Regions from separate parts of the Homo sapiens genome. Here regions 1, 3 and 4 are each linked to region 2. The links are chromatin contacts, found by Hi-C in ENCODE. All regions are on one chromosome and are shown on one strand. Each heading gives the region's core, a stretch centred on a gene start or an enhancer-like site at or near the end of the contact. The rest is flanking DNA. Distances are from core to core; before and after follow the strand shown.

The links. A loop is a pair of places that touch in the nucleus more often than their neighbours do. Pooled maps may share reads with other maps.
Region 1: a map of mammary epithelial cell shows a loop between it and region 2 (24-fold over the local background). The contact joins the promoter of POLE3 here to the promoter of FAM225A in region 2. A Hi-C loop is called at or near these places in 3 of 168 maps with a recorded cell type or tissue (PC-9, dorsolateral prefrontal cortex and mammary epithelial cell) and 8 of 50 pooled maps.
Region 3: a map of chondrocyte shows a loop between it and region 2 (16-fold over the local background). The contact joins the enhancer-like site here to the promoter of FAM225A in region 2. A Hi-C loop is called at or near these places in 1 of 168 maps with a recorded cell type or tissue (chondrocyte), 1 of 37 single-sample maps with no recorded cell type and 8 of 50 pooled maps.
Region 4: a map of endothelial cell of umbilical vein shows a loop between it and region 2 (16-fold over the local background). The contact joins the enhancer-like site here to the promoter of FAM225A in region 2. A Hi-C loop is called at or near these places in 5 of 168 maps with a recorded cell type or tissue (CD8-positive, alpha-beta T cell, HCT116, Right ventricle myocardium inferior and 2 more), 13 of 37 single-sample maps with no recorded cell type and 32 of 50 pooled maps.

What each region holds. Positions count from the first base shown.
Region 1 is chr9:113,409,169-113,412,026 of GRCh38, forward strand. It overlaps POLE3 (DNA polymerase epsilon 3, accessory subunit), which reads right to left and starts at 1,507. Exons shown (of 5, transcript NM_017443.5): 1 at 1,449-1,507; 2 at 1,060-1,240; 3 at 887-972; 4 at 442-560. The coding sequence starts at 1,125. C9orf43 (chromosome 9 open reading frame 43) reads left to right here and starts at 1,579. Exons shown (of 14, transcript NM_001278629.2): 1 at 1,579-1,833. RefSeq lists enhancers at 305-1,504, 407-1,306, 879-1,158, 1,399-1,588, 2,207-2,858.
Region 2 is chr9:113,111,524-113,114,549 of GRCh38, forward strand. It overlaps FAM225A (family with sequence similarity 225 member A), which reads left to right and starts at 1,373. Exons shown (of 3, transcript NR_024366.1): 1 at 1,373-1,640; 2 at 2,034-2,140; 3 at 2,897-3,026. It overlaps FAM225B (family with sequence similarity 225 member B), which reads right to left and starts at 154. Exons shown (of 3, transcript NR_024376.1): 1 at 1-154.
Region 3 is chr9:113,588,056-113,590,924 of GRCh38, forward strand. The region is part of intron 18 of RGS3 (regulator of G protein signaling 3); the gene reads left to right. Among named protein-coding and RNA genes, the nearest start is that of RGS3, 130 kb to the left of the region's middle. RefSeq lists enhancers at 912-1,413, 1,414-1,913. Within about 2 kb of position 1,431, at least 14 of the 41 ENCODE cell types and tissues checked have a DNase peak (open chromatin) inside an H3K27ac peak, as active enhancers do.
Region 4 is chr9:112,843,402-112,846,301 of GRCh38, forward strand. All of the region lies in intron 6 of SNX30 (sorting nexin family member 30), which reads left to right. Among named protein-coding and RNA genes, the nearest start is that of SLC46A2, 46 kb to the right of the region's middle. RefSeq lists a silencer at 1,384-1,493 and an enhancer at 2,825-2,900. Within about 2 kb of position 1,475, at least 3 of the 41 ENCODE cell types and tissues checked have a DNase peak (open chromatin) inside an H3K27ac peak, as active enhancers do.

The DNA.
Region 1 (2,858 bases), core at 257-2,756, 300 kb after region 2:
CTGGCCAATATGGTGAAACCCCGTCTCTACAAAAATAAAAAATGAGCCGCACGTGGTGGCGTGCGCCTGTAGTCCCAGCTACTCGGGAGGCTGAGGCAGGAGAATTGCTTGAACCCAGGAGGAGGAGACTGCGGTGAGCTGAGATCCCATCACTGCACTCCAGCTTGGGTGACAGAGCAAGACTCCGTCTCAAAAAAAAAAAAAAAAAAACAAAAACAAGAAAAGCAAGACAAAAACAAAAACGGAGGCAGAGAAGGAAAAATAACTTGCTCAGCATTACAAAACAGATCTGAGGTGGTGCCCACCGAACTGGGTCGAGTCACATCAAGTGCTGGCTTACTGGACTTAAAGGGACCCGCGCTGAGAAGGCTCAGGGCCTGGTGAACAGGTCACACAGGATGACCATCTTCTATGTGGTTTAGAAGACAAGAGGCTCGTTACCTTCCAGAGCTTCTTTCAATGGGGTAACGAACCGCTGGAACTCCATCTCTTCCATGGCTGAGAGCACATCACTGGCATTCAGCGTCTTCCGCTTTCCTTTCATTGCAAAGTTGTTAGCACTGAGAGAAGAGAAAGGCTGTCAGACTCCCTCTTGTTTGTAAGGCGTGAGTGGGAAAAGGAGCACCCAGAGGTGGAACGGGAAAGCCTGCCTCTTACATGTATGGATTTTGGTGTGACAGGGATAAGTCCTTCCCTTCTCTGCACAAAAAAGCTAAAGCAAAGTGATTTTGTTGTGTTATTTTGCTTCAGAACTTGTAAAAACTGGCAGAGGACTGTGAACATGTCCCCACCGAGGGAGAACACAATCGTTGGGGTTTGTAGGCTCCCAGCCAGCAACTCCCAGCCAGGTATCCCCGCGCCTCCCTTATGCCTCTGTCCCGCTCACCAGGATGTGGCGTACAGCACGAAGACGCTGGCGGCGCGGGAGATGGCGCTCCGGGCCTCCTTGGAGATGTTGACACCGTCCGGGAGCTGCGAGGAGACCGGGGGTGAGCAAAGCTGCCGTTCCAGCACCTGCTTCCCTCCTGCCCGTTCGTCCGCCCCCCCCGAGCTGCTCACCGCCTCCTTGATGATCCTGGTGATCACGGCATTGGGCAGGTTTAGGTCCTCGGGCCTCTCCGCCATTGCCGCCGCTGGGGCTTAAACTCCCCTTCGCCTCCGCTTCAGGGAGCTACTGCGTCCGGACTTCCCGCGTCGCTACGGTCTGACCCTGCGAGGTTTCCGTTCCGCCCCACGTGGCCTACAGTGTCCCACAGTGCTCTGAGCGCCATAGCCTCCCTCCTCCCCCCACAGCCCCGCCTCCGCCTCAAATACCGGCGCATCCGGATTTTGAAGCCGCAGTGGTTTTGGCCCGCCAAGGCTTCCATCCAACCCTACCGCACCCCGCACGCCCCTCCCCAGGTCCATTTCTCTGCTTCTCGCCATCGCCGCGTCGGGAACCTTCTCACCAACTTATTTGGCTCAATGGAGCTTCCGTCCGTTTCCCATGGTGCCCTGCGCCGCTGCTGGGTGACGGCGCGGCCGGGCGCAGCGCGTGGGAGACGAAGGCGTGGCTGACTCGGCGGGGCGGATCCCTTTAGGACCCGAGGCAGGCTCTGGGCCCGCCGGGTCCGTTAATCTCACCGCGCCGCAAGGGGCCACGTTTTACCACTTGATTTAGCAACCCTAAGCGGTTTGGAATCTGCTTTGCTCTCACAGGACCTCAGCCCGTCGTGATCAGATTCTCCCACTTTCTTTTTTCTTTCCTGGAATGGAGTGGGCAGTCTTTTTCCATCTCTACCGAAGTTGATGTTCATTTTTAATCTTTTCGCCCCTCACGCTTTTGTAATAATGGTACTAAGACTGAGTGTTATTTAGATTTTATTGTTGTTGTTTGTGTTTAACGCGAACTATTTAGGCAGCCCAGGGATAATGCTGGCCATATAGAGATGCGCCTGATTAGGTCTCAGGAGTCAATTCGGACTGGGCAGGTAACGAAAGGGCGAGAAGCAGCCTTTTCACTGTATGAAGAATGCAACGTCACATTCGCTTTCAAAAACAAACCGTGTTAAAATTGTATTTATTTTTCAGTTAAATTGTTCATCATACATTTTTTCCAGTTAAAACCATTCTCAAGGTTTTGCAATGGCGTTTCTTTTTTTTTTTTTTTGAGACAGTCTCACTCTGTCGCCCAGGTTGGAGTGCAGTGGCGCCGATTTCGGCTCACTGCAAGCTCCGCCTCCCGGGTTCACGCCATTCTCCTACCTCAGCCTCCTTAGTAGCTGGGACTACAGACGCCCGCCACCACGCCCGGCTAATTTTTTTGTATTTTTAGTAGAGACAGGGTTTCACCGTGTTAGCCAAGATGGTCTCGATCTCCTGACCTCGTGATCCGCCCGCCTCGGTCTCCCAAAGTGCAGGGATTACAGGCGCCAGTCACCGCGCCCGGCGCAATGGTGTTTTAAGTTGTTTTTAAGTTATTTTTATATTAAGTTCGTAGAAATTCTCACTCCCACTGATTTTATTTATTTTTTAATTTTTAAAATTTCTTGACAGGGTCTCACTCCGTCCCCCAGGCTGGAGTGCAGCGGCACGGTCTCGGCTCACTGTAGCCTCGACCTCCCTGGCTCAGGTGGTCCTCCCACCTCAGCCCCAAATAGCTGGGGCTACAGGTGCGTTCCATCACACCCAGCTAATTTTTTGTATTTTTCGTAGAGACAGGGTTTCACCATGTTGCCCAGGCTGGTCTCGAACTCCAGGGCTCAAGTGATTCTCCCTCGGCCTTGCAAAGTGCTGAGATTACAGGCATGAGCCACGGCGCCCAGCCTCCCACTGAGAATTAATGCTGCTTTTTTTTCCCGTCAAGCATGCAGTCCCAA
Region 2 (3,026 bases), core at 123-2,622:
GGTTGGGCTCAGCGCCAGGCGCGCGCCCTCTGCTGGCCGTTGGGAAGCGGCGAGGGAAGCGCTGAGCTCGCGGCCGAGCGGTGGTCGCTCGCCCCCTCGCGGGCTCTCCCGGAATCGCTGACATTCTCCGTCCCTTGCTCTCTGCTCCTGGCTGGGGACGCTCTGCTCCAGCCTTGCCTGCTCCCTTTCCTGGGATACGCCTTGGAGCCATGGCTTAAAAGTAAGGACATCTTCATGCATTTGAGATACCTGAATAGTAGATATCTGAATAGTATCTCCTCTTAGTCAGGCCTGAATACAAAGACCTGCTCCTAGTTCTCTTGGGAAACAGGACATAGTCTCAAAATCCAGAAGACCCAAGACTCCTGTTCCCACCACCACATTCTGCAGGCTTCAACCAGCTGGACATGGAGGGCCATGGTGGTGCGTGAGATAAGATCTCCTGGAGAAACTACTACCCTCCAGCCTTGATCACTATCAGGAAGATGAAAGCAGGAAATCTACTTTGTCCCTGTTTGGGAATCGCTGTCTAAAGGTTCTTCCAAAAATTTGCCCCCATCTGAAGGCAAAGAAATACAGTCTTTGCCTGGGAGGTTTTTAGGGGTGAAATTGAAGTGCTCTTCTTCCACCAGGCGCGATGTATCACGCCTGTAATCCTAGCATTTGGGAGGCTGGAGGTGAGAGAGGTGAGAGGCTGAGGGGGAAGGATCCCTTGAGGCCAAAGTTAGAGACCAGCCTGGGTAACATAACAAGACCCCATCTTAAAAAAAATTACATTACATGAAAATATGGTTTTATTTCCCTTCATGTGACGTTTCCCACAGGAAAACTGTAGAGGAAGTTAAACTTGTGGCTCTTTCTAATCAATTATACAGATGGTTTGCCCAGCTCAAAAAGAAATCGCAACTCTTTTGCCCCGGTTGGCAAATATTAGTACCAAAATCATGGAATTATTTTGACAATATCTTGTACATTATGAGTTACAAAAATGTTTAGAGAGAAGAAAATTTGTATTCCTTGAATGAATATTATTTGTAATATTCTTTGATCTATTACAATGATATAAAATGGCATTTGCTGTTCTTCTGTTTGAACTTATCTTGTGACACTTTCTTCAGAATGGTATTTTGTTAAAACTGGTAGGTATTATAAAAATAAACAGTGACCAGTAGCTTGATTGTATTACAAATTTTTCTTTCATGTAAGAGGTTGGGGCAGGTATTTCTCATCAGGTGACTCACCTGTTTGGCTGTCTCCCAAACAGTGATTTAGAACATGGGTTACCTGGTGTTTTGAGGCTTTGATTACCGTATAACTGATTTTGTAATTGTGGTGCTTAGGTCTATTCCAATCCATGTAAATGGAGCATCCCCAGCCAGGAGCAGAGAGCAAGGGACGGAGAATGTCAGCGATTCCGGGAGAGCCCGCGAGGGGGCGAGCGACCACCGCTCGGCCGCGAGCTCAGCGCTTCCCTCGCCGCTTCCCAACGGCCAGCAGAGGGCGCGCGCCTGGCGCTGAGCCCAACCGCCGCCTCCAACGGGACTGGACCAGACCGGGTGGGACCGGACCGCGGTTTGAGTCCAAGCCCAGCGGTGTTTGCGGCGGGTCCGGGGCCTGGAAGCGCGGGGGCGGCGCCGAGAGTGAGTAAGAAGTTCTGGAACAGCCTCAGTTCCAAAAAAATGAGTCGCTTTGTTGCGGCATTAAATTTTGCCCCTAACTCATGTGTCCCGGCGTGGCCCGGGAGCAGCGGGCCCTTCCTCTTCCAGGCTCCCTGGCCCCGGTCTTTGATGACTCAGAGCTCCTGCGGTCACCGGGCCGCTCTGGAGACTCATCAGAGCAGCTCCCCCATCCCGTCAGCTCTGCGGTTACAGCCTCAGTTAATTTCCAAAGTCGCCCACTTTCAAAACACGATCTTAGGGCGGGACGATATGTACGCATCTTCCTGTGGCCAGCAGCAGTGATGGCAACGCTGTAGGCACCTCCTTCCCTTAGGAAGAAGCCAAACATTTCACGAAGTCCTTCTGTGCTTTTAGACGAAACTGGAAAATGGCCTTCATTGGAAAAGCCCCAGTCCTCGGGGAGCAGATCCCCCATCTCTGGCAGTGCAGTGTGCCTGGGAGCTGTCTGGAACATTCCGCAAGTGAGTACTTTTCCTTTTCTTTGGTGACAACTTTATAGGTTGAATGGAATTTGCCAAAATTTAGTTTCCCATCGTGCCCAACGCTTGTACAACTCTCAGAGTGTTGCAGTTACAGGATCTGACCATGGCTTGATTTAAAATGTGGATATTTTGCTCACAATGGAATATTTAGCATGAATTTTGATTTTTAAAATGTTGCATTAAGGCCGGGCATGGTGCCTCACGCCTGTAATCTCAGCACTTTTGGAGGGCAAGGCGGGCAGATCATCTGAGGTCAGGGGTTCAAGATCAGCCTGGCCAACCTGGTGAAACCCCGTCTCTACTAAAAATACAAAAATTGGTCAGGTATGGTGGCGGGTGCCTGTAATCCCAGCTACTGGGGAGGCTGAGGCAGGATAATTATTTGAACCTGGGAGGTGGAGGTTGCAGTGAGCCGAGATCTTGCCACTGCACTCCAGCCTGGGCAACACAGAAAGATTCCGTCCAAAAAAAAAATTAACAAAATAAAATAAAATAAAATGTTGCATTACTGTGTTACTTTTTCATGGGAATAGTAACTAATGAAGCTAGCAGGCGTGATGAAATCCCAGCACTGTAGCAATCGCTCCATGAAGACGAGCCGCACTGCCCTTTCCCTCCCCACTGGGTATCTAGGGGCCCTCTGGTGGTTTCTTCCTAGACTTACTTCATGGGGACTTCCAGGGGAGCCCGGCCTCAGGTAGGTGACTGCACTTCATCTGGGCTCTTCTTTTCCAGCGGTCACTCCTCTGCCCTGCATTGGCCTTGACCACATGACCCAGAGGTGCAGGGAGAAGCCTCCCTTGGATGCTTGGAGTGACTTCAGCTGCTGAGAGTGTCTAAGGAGAGCCGGGAACACCGCACGCTT
Region 3 (2,869 bases), core at 181-2,680, 480 kb after region 2:
GAGGGTCATGGGCTATTCTTTGACAGTGAGGAGACCACAGGCTGCAGCCCTTCCCTGGCCCTGCTTCCTTCCTCCCCTGCAGGGGACTGGCCTGGGCAGAGGTGGTCCACAGAGGGTGCCAGCCCTGTTTCACTAAGCTCCCACGTAGGTCAGAGATCAGACGAGAGGACCCCAAAAATGCCTTCCAGCTCCAAGACGATAATACCTTCAAGCCTCCTATTTTTAAAAAGCCTAAAGAATTATTTCGGATGTGTAAACAAGTAAGTATAGAGTTTAAATCCACTGTTTCCACGTGGTTCCATGGGGCCTGCCAGCCTGGGCTGGATCGGAGAGGGCAGCCATGGATGGCCAGGGAGCCCCAGAAGTCCGACCAGGACCAATAGGGAAACCAGCTGAGCCCTGCTCACAGACGAGCGCTCAGTCACTAGTGGGCTCTGGACCCAGACCACAGTTCTCTGCTACTTGTTAGTTCAGAGAGCCCAGGCCAGTTATCAAACTGCCCTGGGCATCTGTTTCCTCAGCTGCACACTGAGGGGAAATATCAGTAACTAGCTCTTAGAATCGTTGCCAAGATTAAATGAGATAAAGTATGTTAAAACACTTTGGCCCGGCACCTGACATGTAGTGAACGCTCAATAAATAATGGCAAAACCCATGCTAGCTGAGAGTACTTGCTCACTGCTGTGTGTTGGGCGCTGTGCTGAGCACGTCCCCGTGTTAACTTACATAATCCTCACCACAGCCCTTTGAGGGAAGTCCGGTTATTACCCGCATTTTACAAATAAGGAAACTGAGGCACAGAGAGGGATGTAACTGAGCTAAGGTCAATGAGCTAATAAATGATTGAGCTAAGCTTCAAATCCAGGCAATTAAAAATCTACACTCTTAATCATTACTATAATTACAGTTATAATTACAGTAAGAATTATAATTATTGTTCCAAGAGGTGGTGAGCTCCTAGTCCCTGGAGGTGGCTGGATGAGGCTGGGCAGGGCCCAGGGATTCTGCCTGGAGTGAAGGAAGGGCTGTATGGTCCTGGACTCACCTCCATCTGCTTTTCAGCTGGACAAGGTCACATAGTGAGACAGTGGGGAGAAGATGGAAAGGAGAATCCCTTTGGAGGGCCTTTGCAGACTAGGCCCTGGGCAGGCATTGATGCAGCTGTGGGAGGGGAGGGAAGAGTCTGAGGAGCCACTCTGGCCCCCTCCAAGGTCAGAGGCCAAAGCCTCCCTGCAGCTATGGTGAGTCCCTAGGGCTGGGAATCAGAACCCGATTTTTTCACCTCAATTTCTCCTTGGCTCACAGGCTCTTTTTGGTGCTGGGGTTTCCCCAGCAGCCCAGGGGGCTGACTCCTAGGGCCAGAGCTGCCCAGCCCCTCTGTCAGGCTGCTAGGCTTGGGTCAGTCCCTGCTGAAGACACTCTCCTCCCCACAGTGGAAGGAAGAGCCCATTTCCCAGCAGCGCAGAGGCTGAGGATGGCGGCTGGGTGGGAGTGGTCCCCAGGCCCATTGTGTGGAGCCGATAAAGTACGGAAGCTGAGGTTAGAATGGGAGGAAGCCCAGGGCCCGAGGGCTCTTTCCCACGGGTGGGGGCCTTGGGCATGGCCTTGCCAGGCCAGCATGAGTGCAGCCTGTATGTGCACTGAAGGGTGCCCTGAATGGTGACAGTGGTAACACTCACTGGGCAATGACCACTGGTTACTGAGGTTAGCGTGGGTGCCAGGACTGGGCCTTGGGGTCCAGAGTTTATCCTGGTGAACCTTCCATCAGCCCTGTGAAGTGGCTGTCACTATGCCTAAGCCATAGCTAAAAAAATGGAAGCCGAGAGGCTAGGAAACTTACCCAAAGTTGGTGAAAGCAGGATTTATATCCAGGTCTGGTTCCAAACACTTGCTCTGAAATCACACACCATACGGTGTGTGCCTCTGTGTGCACGTACACACATGTATGTTTACAACTCTGGTGGGGCAGCATTCTCAGGAAGGAGGCAGCACTTCCCGAGTCTTTCACAGGAAACATTAAAATGTGTTCTGACCTTGCATTTTTGAGTAGCAGCATCCTCTGGTGGAGAAACACAGGCCTTGAATTGAGGCAGATTCCAGCTCTGTCACTTACATGCTGGGTCTCCTTGGGGAAGTGACTTAAATTCTCTGAGCCTCTATTTACTTTATAGGTTTATTGTGAGGTTTAATGAGATAGTATCTGAATTATGCCCCATCCAGGGTCTGGCCTATAGTATGAGCTAAATGAAGGTGTAATTCATCCATCCATCCACTCATCCACTCCTTCATCCATCCACCCACCCACCCACCCATCCATCTATTCACCCATGCATTCATCTACCATCCACCCACCCACCCACCCATCCATCTATTCACCCATGCATTCATATATCCATCCACTCATCCATCCATCCACCCATCCATCCATCTATCCACCCACCCACCCATATATTCATCCATCCATCCATCCATCCACTCATCTATCCATCCACCTATCCACATATCCATCCATCCATCCATCCATCCATCCATCCATCCATCCATCCATGCAGGTGGGAGACTCACAAAAGCATCCCCCGAGGAAGGAATTGCACATGGAGATGAAGACCTTCTGTTGGTTGGAAGGCAGAGTTGAGGAGGTTGCTGAAGTAGGGGCCAGGCTGGAGAGATAACTGAAGGAATAACTGAATGGAACTTTCTGCCCTGATCCTAAGATGGTAGATCCAGTCGTGTTACGGAGTTTGAATGTTATCCCGAGGGCACTAGGGAGCCATGGAAAGCTATAAGGCAAGAGAGGTGCACTCAGGCCTGTGTAATGATTTATTTTATACACTGCTGACCATCTCAGGTCTCCTTTGAACTTCAGAAT
Region 4 (2,900 bases), core at 225-2,724, 270 kb before region 2:
AAAGGCTGTGGCTGGAGACTTGGAAGACATATGGGAGTGAGCTGCGCAAGGGTCGGAGGATGGAGCATTTTAGGCAGAGGGGAGCAGCCAGTGCAAAGTCCGAAAGCTGAAATGAGCTCAGAGTCTTTGCAGATCAGAAAGGCTGGGGAGTGGAACCTGGTGAGCAAAGGAGTAAGTGGTAAGCGGTGAGGTCAAAGAGAGGTAGGAGCCTGGTCCTGCAGTAGCTTTTTTTTTTTTTTTTTTTAGACAGAGTCTCACTCTGTTGCCCAGGCTGCGTGATCTCAGCTCACTGCAACCTCCACTTCCCGCTTCAAGCGATTCTCCTGCCTTAGCCTCCTGAGTAGCTGGGATTACAGGTGCGCACCACCACGCCCGGCTAATTTTTGTATTTTTAGTAAAGACGGGGTTTCACCATGTTGGTGAGGCTGGTCTCGAACTCCTGACCTCATGATCCACCCACGTTGGCCTCCCAAATGCAGTAGCGTCTTAAAGACCATCTTAAAGGCTGGTAAGAGTCTGGACTTTATTCTAAGGACTAGAAGAGAAGCCATTTGGTTTTATGCAGGGGGATGACAGGATGTGATTTTCACTTTAAGAAGACAACTAGTGCTACAGTATGGAGACTAGATTGTAGAGGATGAGAGTGGTGATTGGGAAGGCCGTTCAGAAGGCTGTCACAGGGAGCCAAGGGCAGAAAACTAGGTGGTGGAGCCTGGACTGCAGTGGTAGAGACGTGGGTGGATTTGGGGTATATTTTGGATGATGGGCCAATGGCACTTGCTGCTGTAGTGATGCAAAATAAGAAAGGAATTGGGGTTTTTGGCTTTAGCAGCTGGGTGGATCGCAGTACTGTTTATTGGGACGGGGAGGGTCCAGGGAGGAACAGGTGGAGCAGTTGGGAGTCCACTATTTTGGGCATGTGGAATTCAGAATGCCTCCTAATCATTAAAGTGGAGATGTCATGGCAGTTGGTTTTGAGTTAGTCTAGAGTGGGAATAGAAATTTGGGAGTCATTAGTGTATGAATGGTGTTTAAATCTCTGAGACCGATGGAGATTGTATGAGGAGATGTGATTGAGGTGCGTAGAGTGTGAAGGCCTGCGCCTGTGGCATGGTAATATTTATTGATCTATCACCTTAAGACGAAAGAACAAGTAGCAAAGGAGCCCACAAAGGAAGGGTTGGTGTGGCAGGAGGGAAGAAGAGGATTGCCTCCACGAAGCCAAGATAAATGTTTTAAGAAGGGGGCAAAATATATCTGTTGGATTTAATAATATAGACATCGTTGGTGATCGAGATTACAAGTGTGAAATGTGGATGCATAAGTTTTGGCTTAAAGACAAAGTTTTTCTTCCAGTTGGAGATAACTTCTACAACATTCCGGGTTAGTCCTTTTCAAAAGCCAATTTAAATTGTCAGGCGGTTTCTTCAGCCTGCCCGCCCCTTCCCCACAGGGCCACAAGGTGGCGCCAATGAGTCAAACTCCGGGAACGCGAACAGTTGGTGCTTTAGGTTGGCCATTTCCGGTGCCTTTCCAAAACTGAAATGAAGAGTTTTCTGGAAGATTGATTTGTCAGGGAAAAAATGTCCCCTTTCCTGAACAAAAGAGATTATACAGAGTGGCTAATTTCTTGCAGCTAAAATAATGTGAAGAAGCAGGATGTGAAATATGCCTGATTTCAAAGGCTTTAAAAAAATAAGAAAAATATTAAAATGAGAACTCTGAGATTCCCAGTAATGGCAGACTGAATACACATTTAAACTTCACCAAAATGACACTAAAACGATTTTGAAAAAAGTCACAAGCCCACAGACAAGAGCAACAGGCAAGGAGGCAATAGCAGTACAATTTTGGGAACGGATTGAGAGTTAATAAGTACTTTAAATGACTCAAGCTGATTTTGAAACCGACTGTGGGGGAAAAAACTGAGAAGCCACCTGGTTTACACCGCGGAACCCTCCAAAAAGGTCAAGAGTTGGCAGCACCACGCCCCTCTGGGACTGAGGTAGAGCTGAAGAGAAGAATAAATCTAGAGTCTGTTTAAGAATTCTAGCTTCTGATCCTCTCCTCCCTGCTCACACAGGGGCCACTTCCTTCTCCACTTTGGCAGAACTGGGGGTCGATTCTCTGGAGGGGGCCTCTGTGGAGCAAGAGACTCTAGGCACACTTGAGGGTGTTCAGTGAAAGATTAGTGATGTTGAGACTCTTCTCCTGCTTGACTCTCAGCCTTAGATCTTCCATGCAAGGAGGAAAAGAGCCTTTTCTAGAAAATCTGGACGGGCCAAGAGAAGTGACCCACAGATACTGATATTGGCTGGCGATGGAGAACCAGGGTGGTCCCTCAATGAAAGGACCCAGCCGAGTCTCCTATGGAGAATGTCAACAAGCCCTCTGTGCAGAGAGCTTTCAATCCATTTCCATGGAGTTTCCCTCTTGGATGAGTGGACAGACAAGGGTCACCAGATATGTAAGGGAAGATTTGAATATGAATATCAGAAGTAAAACAAAGAAGAAAAACCTATTGAATGAAACACTGATGGGGAAGAAAATTTCCAGAAAAAAATGTTAATATTTTCCAAAAGAGAAGATATCACAGCCATAAAACAGTAATTTTTAAAAATTCAGAGAACAAAGAGCTCTTGGAAATTAAAACCATAATAGGAATAAAAAAATTAATAGAAGAGTTAGAAGAAAAAGTTAAGCAAGTCACATATGAAAAGAAACCAAAAGAGAATTGGAGAAAAAAATATGAAAATTAGAGGATTAGACCATCTGAATAACAGGTGTGCAGGCAGAGAAACAGAGAAATGGGAAGCATCAAAGAAGCCATTCAAGGAAAAAGACCAGAAGGGAAGAAATAATGTATCACTGATTGTGTCTGTGTGATGAGATTATGTATG